Regions from separate parts of the Homo sapiens genome. Here region 2 is linked to region 1. A link is a contact called in ENCODE POLR2A ChIA-PET data. All regions are on one chromosome and are shown on one strand. The core of a region is the stretch at or near the end of the contact, and the rest is flanking DNA. Distances in the headings are between cores, read along the strand shown.

The links. ChIA-PET counts read pairs that join two places held with the same protein, here RNA polymerase II (POLR2A).
Region 2: POLR2A ChIA-PET joins it to region 1 with 13 read pairs in activated naive CD4-positive, alpha-beta T cell. The contact joins two enhancer-like sites. POLR2A ChIA-PET finds 5 or more read pairs at or near these places in 3 of 52 experiments (BJ, WTC11 and activated naive CD4-positive, alpha-beta T cell).

The regions. Positions count from the first base shown.
Region 1 is chr14:102,653,248-102,656,930 of GRCh38, forward strand. All of the region lies in intron 2 of RCOR1 (REST corepressor 1), which reads left to right. Among named protein-coding and RNA genes, the nearest start is that of RCOR1, 62 kb to the left of the region's middle. RefSeq lists an enhancer at 21-520. Within about 2 kb of position 2,089, at least 2 of the 41 ENCODE cell types and tissues checked have a DNase peak (open chromatin) inside an H3K27ac peak, as active enhancers do.
Region 2 is chr14:102,869,320-102,873,002 of GRCh38, forward strand. It overlaps TRAF3 (TNF receptor associated factor 3), which reads left to right. Exons shown (of 12, transcript NM_145725.3): 3 at 866-1,127; 4 at 2,598-2,649. The coding sequence starts at 883. Among named protein-coding and RNA genes, the nearest start is that of AMN, 52 kb to the right of the region's middle. Within about 2 kb of position 1,777, at least 3 of the 41 ENCODE cell types and tissues checked have a DNase peak (open chromatin) inside an H3K27ac peak, as active enhancers do.

The DNA of each region.
Region 1 (3,683 bases), core at 839-3,338:
TCTTACTTTCACCCAGGCTGGAGTGTAGTGGTGCAATCTTGCCTCACTGGAGCCTCCGCCTCCTGGGCTCAATCGATCCTCCCACCTCAGCCTCCTGAGTAGCTGGGACCACAGGCACTCGCTACCGTGCCCAGCTAATTTTTTCTATTTTTGGTAGAGACAGGGTTTTGCCACGTTGTCCAGGCTGGCCTCGGCTTCCCAAAGCGTTGGGATTACAGGCATGAGCCACCACGTGCAGCCTATAGTGTTATTCTTTAGTAGTTCCTAAAAGGCTTGTGTTAGATGTTTATAGCTGATAGTTGTGGTTTGAATCTGTGTCCCCAGCCAAATCTTGTGTCGAATTGTCATCCCCAGTGTTGGAGGTGGGGGCCCATGATTGGATCATGGGGGTGGATATCCCCCTTGGTGCTATTTTCATGATAGTGAGTGAGCTCTCGGGCGATCGGGTCGTCTAAAAGTGTGTAGCACCTCCCTCTTGTCTCTCTTGCTCCTCCTCTGGCCATGTTATATGTGCTTGCTTTCCCTTTGCCTTCCACCATGATTATAAGTTTACTGAGGCCTCCCTAGAAGCTGAGCAGATGCCAGCATCATGCTTCCTGTACAGCCTGCAGAACCTTGAGCCATTGAAACCTCTTCTCTTTATAAATTACCTAGTCTCATCTCAGGTATTTCCTTCTTTCTTTCTTTCTTTCTTTCTTTCTTTCTTTCTTTCTTTCTTTCTTTCTTTCTTTCTTTCTTTTTTTTTTTTTTTTTTTTGAGACGGAGTCTGGCTCTGTCGCCCAGGCCGGAGTGCAGTGGTGCGATCTCCACTCACTGCAAGCTCTGCCTCCCGGGTTCACGCCATTCTCCTGCCTCAGCCTCCCGAGTAGCTGGGACTACAGGTGCCTGCCACCACGCCTGGCTAATTTTTTGTATTTTTAGTAGAGACAGGGTTTCACCGTGTTAGCCAGGATGGTTTCGAACTCCTGACCTCAGGTGATCTGCCCGCCTCAGCCTCCCAAAGTGTCGGGATTACAGGTCTGAGCCATTGCGCCCGGCCAGGTATTTTTTTATAGCAGTGTGAGAACAGACTAATACAATAGCCATCATGTAAAATACAGTTTCCATTTTGAGCCAGGCACTTGGGTAAAAATGAAGAGTAGGTAAAAGACAAGATGTAGTTCTAATTTGAGCTTGTCATTTAGTATTTGAGTAATGCCGCATAATGGCTGTGGGTTTCCGATGACACACACCTTTTCATGATGTGGGTGGCCTAGGGAGTAGTGTGTTTGTTGGAACCACAGTTCTCTGCAGAGGGAATATGATTAAGTCTGATCTTTGTAATTTAGAATTAATGAGGCCAGGCGCACTAGCTGACACCTGTAATACCAGCACTTTGAGAGGCGAAGATGGGGAGGATCACTTGAGCCTGAGTTTGAGACCAGCCTGGGCAAGATAGTGAGAACCTGTCTCTACAAGAAAATAAAGAAAAAAATTTTTAAAAAAAGAAAAAAAATATAGAATTGGTATCTTGGCCACACCTCTTTCCCTGTGGTTGAGTTTTTTTTTTTTTTTTTTTTCCTGTTCTTTTCCTTTTTTTTTGAGACAAGATCTCTTCGTCACCTAGGCTGGAGTGCAGTGACATGATCAAGGCTTGCTGCAGTGTCAGTCTCCTGGGCTTAAAGGATCCTCCTGTCTCAGTCTCCCAAGTAGCTGGGACTGGAGGTAGGTGACACTAGCCTGGCTCACTTTAAAAACATTTTTTGTAGAGATAAGGTCTTGCCATGTTGCCCAGGGTGGTCTCAAACTCCTGGCCTCAAGCCATCCTCCCTCCTCAGCCTCCCAAAGTGCTGGGGTCTCTGGCATTCACCACCGCGGACAACCTTTTTTTTTTTTTTTTTTTTTTTTTAAGCTAAATTTTGTTGAATATTTGGATAGGCAATACAGGCATATGGTACAAAATTAAAAGATGCAAAAGGGTTATGCACAAGAGAAGTACATTTCTTAGGCATTCCTGGCCTTCCATTTTCCCTTCCTGGAGGCAGTTTTCTGATTTATTTTCTACAAGGATTCTGTTTAAATACTGGAGAATATCTGACCTGTTGTACTTTACTTTAGAATGGCAGGAAGCTGAATGACTCATGGGCATTTTTCCCTTTGTGAAGCTCATTGACATTCCTTCCTCTCAATACCTTAACTATGGCATGTTTTATAATTTGCTTTTGTTTTTGCTTTATCACAGTATTTTCCTATGTTTTTTATAGTCTTAATTTTTAAGCACTGCTTTAGGTATCTATTAATAGTTCAGAAAGTTGCGAAGATTACAAGCTCATATTTGTGAAAGTGTCTGGCACATAATAGGTGATCAATAAATATTTCCTTCTAGCTTGTCTGTCCCCTATCTCCCACTGGTTGTATGTATGAAACAAAAAAATGAAGGAGAAGGCTGAGCATAGTGGCTCATACCTGTAATCCTAGCACTTTGGGAGGCTGAGGCGAGCGAATTGCCTGAGGTCAGGAGTTAAAGACCAGCCTGGCCAACATGGTGAAACCCCGTCTCTACTAAAAATACAAAAATTAGCCGGGTGTGGTCACAGGCGTCTGTAATCCCAGCTACTCAGGAGGCTGAGGCAAGAGAATTCCTTGAACCTGGGAGGTGGAGGTTGCGGTCAGTCGAGATCGCGCCACTGCACTCCAGCCTGGGCAACAGAGTGAGACTTTTTGTCACACACACACACACACACACACACACACACACACACGTGAAATAAACCTATGAACCAACTAATGCAGTGGATTCCAAAATTAAGATTAAGCTTGTGTAAGTTGTAATGTTTCTTGATGTACCCATTTATTTGAGTGGAAACAGATTCTTTTCATTCTTTGAAATCACTTTGCTGAGATTTTTTTATTTTTTTTATTTTTTTTTTGGAGACAGAGTCTCGCTGTGTCGCCCAGACTGGAGTGCAGTGGTGTGATCTAGGCTCACTGCAACCTCCACCTCCCGGGTTCAAGCGATTCTCCTGCCTCAGCCTCCTGAGTAGCTAGGATTATAGGCATGTGCCACCACACTCAGCTAATTTTTGTATTTCAGTAGAGGTAGGGTTTCACCATGTAGGCCAGGCTGGTCTCAAACTCCTGACCTCAAGCGATCCGCCTGCTCAGCCTCCCTGAGTATTGGGATTATAGGTGTGAGCCACGGTGTCCCGCCAAGCTGAGACATTTTTAAGAAAATGTTTCTGTTTTTTTGTTTATTTGTTTGTTTTGAGATGGAGTCTCACTCTGTCACCCAGGCTGGAGTGCAGTGGTGCCATCACTGCAACCTCTGCCTCCTGGGTTCAAGCAATTCTCCTGTTCCAGCCTCCTAGGTAACTGGGACTGCAGGCTTGCCACCATATACCTGGCTGATTTTTTGTATTTTTAGTAGAGATGGGGTTTTACCATGTTGGCCAGGCTGGTCTTGAACTTCTGACTCAAGCGATCTACCCACCTCAGCCTCCCAAAGTGCTGGGATTACTCCCACAGCACCTGCTCAGAAAAGGTTTCTTTTCTTTTCTTTTTTTTTTTGAGATCAGGTCTCACTCTGTCGCCCAGGGTGTAGTGCAGTCGCGCAATCTCAGCTCACTGCAACCTCCGCCTTCCAGGTTCAGGTGATTCTCTTGCCTCAGCCTCCCAAGCAGGTGGGATTTCAGGCATACACCACC
Region 2 (3,683 bases), core at 527-3,026, 220 kb after region 1:
AAGCAGGTTGACCAGGCCAGTCTGAGTTGTAGCATTGAGACTCATCTAGCGGAAGTCAATGAGGAAGGAAAACTGGCTGAGAACAGCTGTTGTTTCAGTTAAAATCTCAGAATGATGCATTGAATTCAAAGTTACAACACAGCAAAATAGTATATGTATTTTTTTAAACCTCAAAAATACTGTATTATTAACTTTAAAACATTTTTGGCTGGTGTGGTGGCTCACACCTGTAATCCCAGCACTTTGGGAGGCTGAGGCAGGCAGATCACGAGGTCAGGAGATTGAGATCATCCCGGCTAATGTGGTAAAACCCCGTCTCTACTAAAAATACAAAAAATTAGCCAGGTGTGGTGGTGGCCGCCTGTAGTCTCAGCTACTCGGGAGGCTGAGGCAGGAGAATGGCATGAACCTGGGAGGCGGAGCTTGCAGTGAGCCAAGATGGCGCCACTGCACTCCAGCCTGGGCAACAGAGCGAGACTCCGTCTAAAAAAAAAAAAAAAAAATTTTTGGAGACAGGGCCTCGCTCTGTTGCTCAGCCTAGAGTGCAGTGGTGCCATCATAGCTTGGTGCAACCTTCAACTCCTGGGCTCAGCAATCTTTCCACCTCATCCCAATTTATTAAGTATACTTTTTAGGAAGTTTTTTGAATAATAATATCAATAGTTACTATGTGTTTGGGTAAAATAGAAAGGATGGAAGCATATTTGATCATGTTTTGTTCCCAACACATATTAAAGTTGGGAAGGATTCTTGTGTTGCCTAAAACTGAAAGACAGCAGGTCTCAGGCACTTTTGCTTTCCCAAAGCTGTGTTTGTTTCCTTGCATGAGAGGATATGATGGCACTCTACTGTTTTTTCCCGACAGAACTCCTCTTTCCTAAAATGGAGTCGAGTAAAAAGATGGACTCTCCTGGCGCGCTGCAGACTAACCCGCCGCTAAAGCTGCACACTGACCGCAGTGCTGGGACGCCAGTTTTTGTCCCTGAACAAGGAGGTTACAAGGAAAAGTTTGTGAAGACCGTGGAGGACAAGTACAAGTGTGAGAAGTGCCACCTGGTGCTGTGCAGCCCGAAGCAGACCGAGTGTGGGCACCGCTTCTGCGAGAGCTGCATGGCGGCCCTGCTGAGGTAGGCGCCCTCGCCCGGCCCGTCGCCCGGCCCCTTCTCAGCCCTCGGCCTCACCCTCTCCTTCATTCGTTTCTCTAAAAATAAACCTCTAGAGGTTTAAAGCCCTAAAGAAGTCCATAAAAGCCTCCGGGCCCAGCTTGTGAATCCTTTAGGGAGGTGCAGTGGGATCCCACGTGTGGGTTTACTGAGGCCTCTGCGTGTCTCTGACCTGCCCCGCCCGTGTCTTCCCACTCCGTCTGTAGAGCCTTGGTGCCCCTCATATGTGTTGCTGTATTTTATTGAGGAACCTCACAGTTCCATGGAGGAGATACACCAGGAAATGACAAGCCAGTCATTTAAGGGCACGTGTGCTGGTGTGCAAGGATGCCGCAGAGAGGAGGGAGGATGGGGTCAGCTTAAAGGACTGGACAGGTCCCTACCCGAGCAGAAACCTAGGCCGCATGCTTACTCAGCAGGCGTGTGTGGAACATGCACCGAGCCCATGGCAGCCCTTTGCTGCTGAGTGCCAGTGCTGGTACCGCTGGTGGATCATGAAGGCAGGCTGGAGCTTTACTGCAGAATAGCATCGGCCAGAAGAGCACCTTGATTCACCCTGCAGGCCTCATGTTTTCTGGCATTGTGCTGGGTGCTGGGGTCGCTGCGGGATGCCCTGGTCTTGGCCACTGCCGTCAGGGCATGTCGGCCTGGGAAGGTTGCCAGCTCCTCCTCCCACAGCACTCAAGCCTGGGCTGCACCCGAGCCCCAGCCTGGGCACAGCAGCCAGCCCCCTGCCCTGTCACCTGCCTTCACCCTCCCCCTTCTCCATGCTTCCCTCTGTGGTCTTACCCACTCATCCCAAATAGTCAGCTAACCTTTGCCCACTTGGGGGCAAAATGACACTTGAGCTTAGTGACAGCACAGGAGACACAGAACACCGTGTCTCCTAACACAAGAGCCTGGACTACACCTCTGGGCCCAGGAGAAGCTTCCCGGTGGAGGAGGGGCTGGAGCCCCCATATATGGTGGGCCACAGGGGAGGGAGGCTGGTCCCCCTGTGCAGGTGCCATTGGCCTTCCAATAGACAGTGAAGCCAAATGGCCTGTGGAGAAGGGCTGGCTGCTTTTACAACGCAGGAGCAAGGCTCTCCAAGTAAACAGGTACTCACACTGAAGAGCTGCTCTGCAGACAGCTAGCTTTGGTTTCTGAAATAAAATTTCACTTTTACATTAAGTGGAAGGGGCTTTCCAAGTGGGACTGAACTAAACTGTTCTACTTGGTAACTTCCTTTTGAAAAATCAGCATTTTAAAAAATGTAGCCCTTTTCTCCCATGGCTTCCTATGTAAAGTGAATCACCAGGGCGTCCTGAAGCTCTGCTGGTTGCTGTGAGCCACTGTGCAGACCTGACCATAAAGTGAATGCTCCCAGAATCTCCTGAGTCCTCTCAAGAAAGGGACTTCCACTCTAATGCAGTCACTTGTGTTTCCCTGCAGCTCTTCAAGTCCAAAATGTACAGCGTGTCAAGAGAGCATCGTTAAAGATAAGGTATTCTGGGGTTTTTTTTAATCATTTTGTCACATGTTTTCAGCTGGGTAATACTTTTCACATAGTTTGCATTCGGCACTCTGGCACAACACATTCTCTCAGTTTTGGCAGCTGATGCGGCAGGCTCCCAGGCAGGACACTGTGCCATGTGATCACCTGGGCAGACAGTGGATTCAGATCCACTTGGCCACTTCCCTACTGTGTGAACTCTGTGAGCTACTTCACCCCCTCACCTGTAATAATCATATCACCTGCTAAGACCGCAGGGAGCTGGTGTGAGGAGTAAGGGGTTGATGTGAGCAAAGTGCTGAGATGCCTGTCTGTGGCAGGGCTGTCTGTGGTTGGGTCACTTCCGTCATTGCAGGTCTTTATCCCAGACAGCTTCTACTCAACTCTTACACTAGGTTTTACCTTCAGACTCGCTAGGCTGAGGGGTTCATTTGAGTTTGTGCTCCCTGCCCCCCAGGCCCCCTGTGATATCTTTAAGTCATTAGACATGAGTGAGATTAGCCCCTTCTCGCCCCCTGTGGCTGTCCTCAGCTAGAGCCCGTGGGCGTCTCTGCACATTCAGAGGATGGGGCTGCCCAGCCTGCCACCAGCTTCTCTCCTGGGGCCTGGTCCTTCTCATGGAGACTGACAGTCATCCATGTGCTGCTGTACCCTGCCAGGTATACTTGGAGTTTGAAACAATTCTTTTCTTTTCTTTCTCTCTCCTTTCTTTCTTCTTTTTCTTTTTTTTTTGCGACAGAGTTCACTCTTGTTGCACAGGCTGGAGCACAATGGCACGATCTTGGCTCGCTGCAGCCTCCACCTCCCAGGTTCAAGCAATTCTCATGCCGCAGCCTCCCGAGTAGCTGGGATTACAGGCACGAGCCACCACGCCCAGCTAATTTTTGTATTTTTAGTAGAGACGGGGTTTCACCGTGTTGGTTAGGCCAGTCTCGAACTCCTGACCTCAGGTGATCCACCTGCCTCGGCCTCCCAAAGTGCTGGGATTACAGGCATGAGCCACCGCACCCAGCAATTCATTCTTA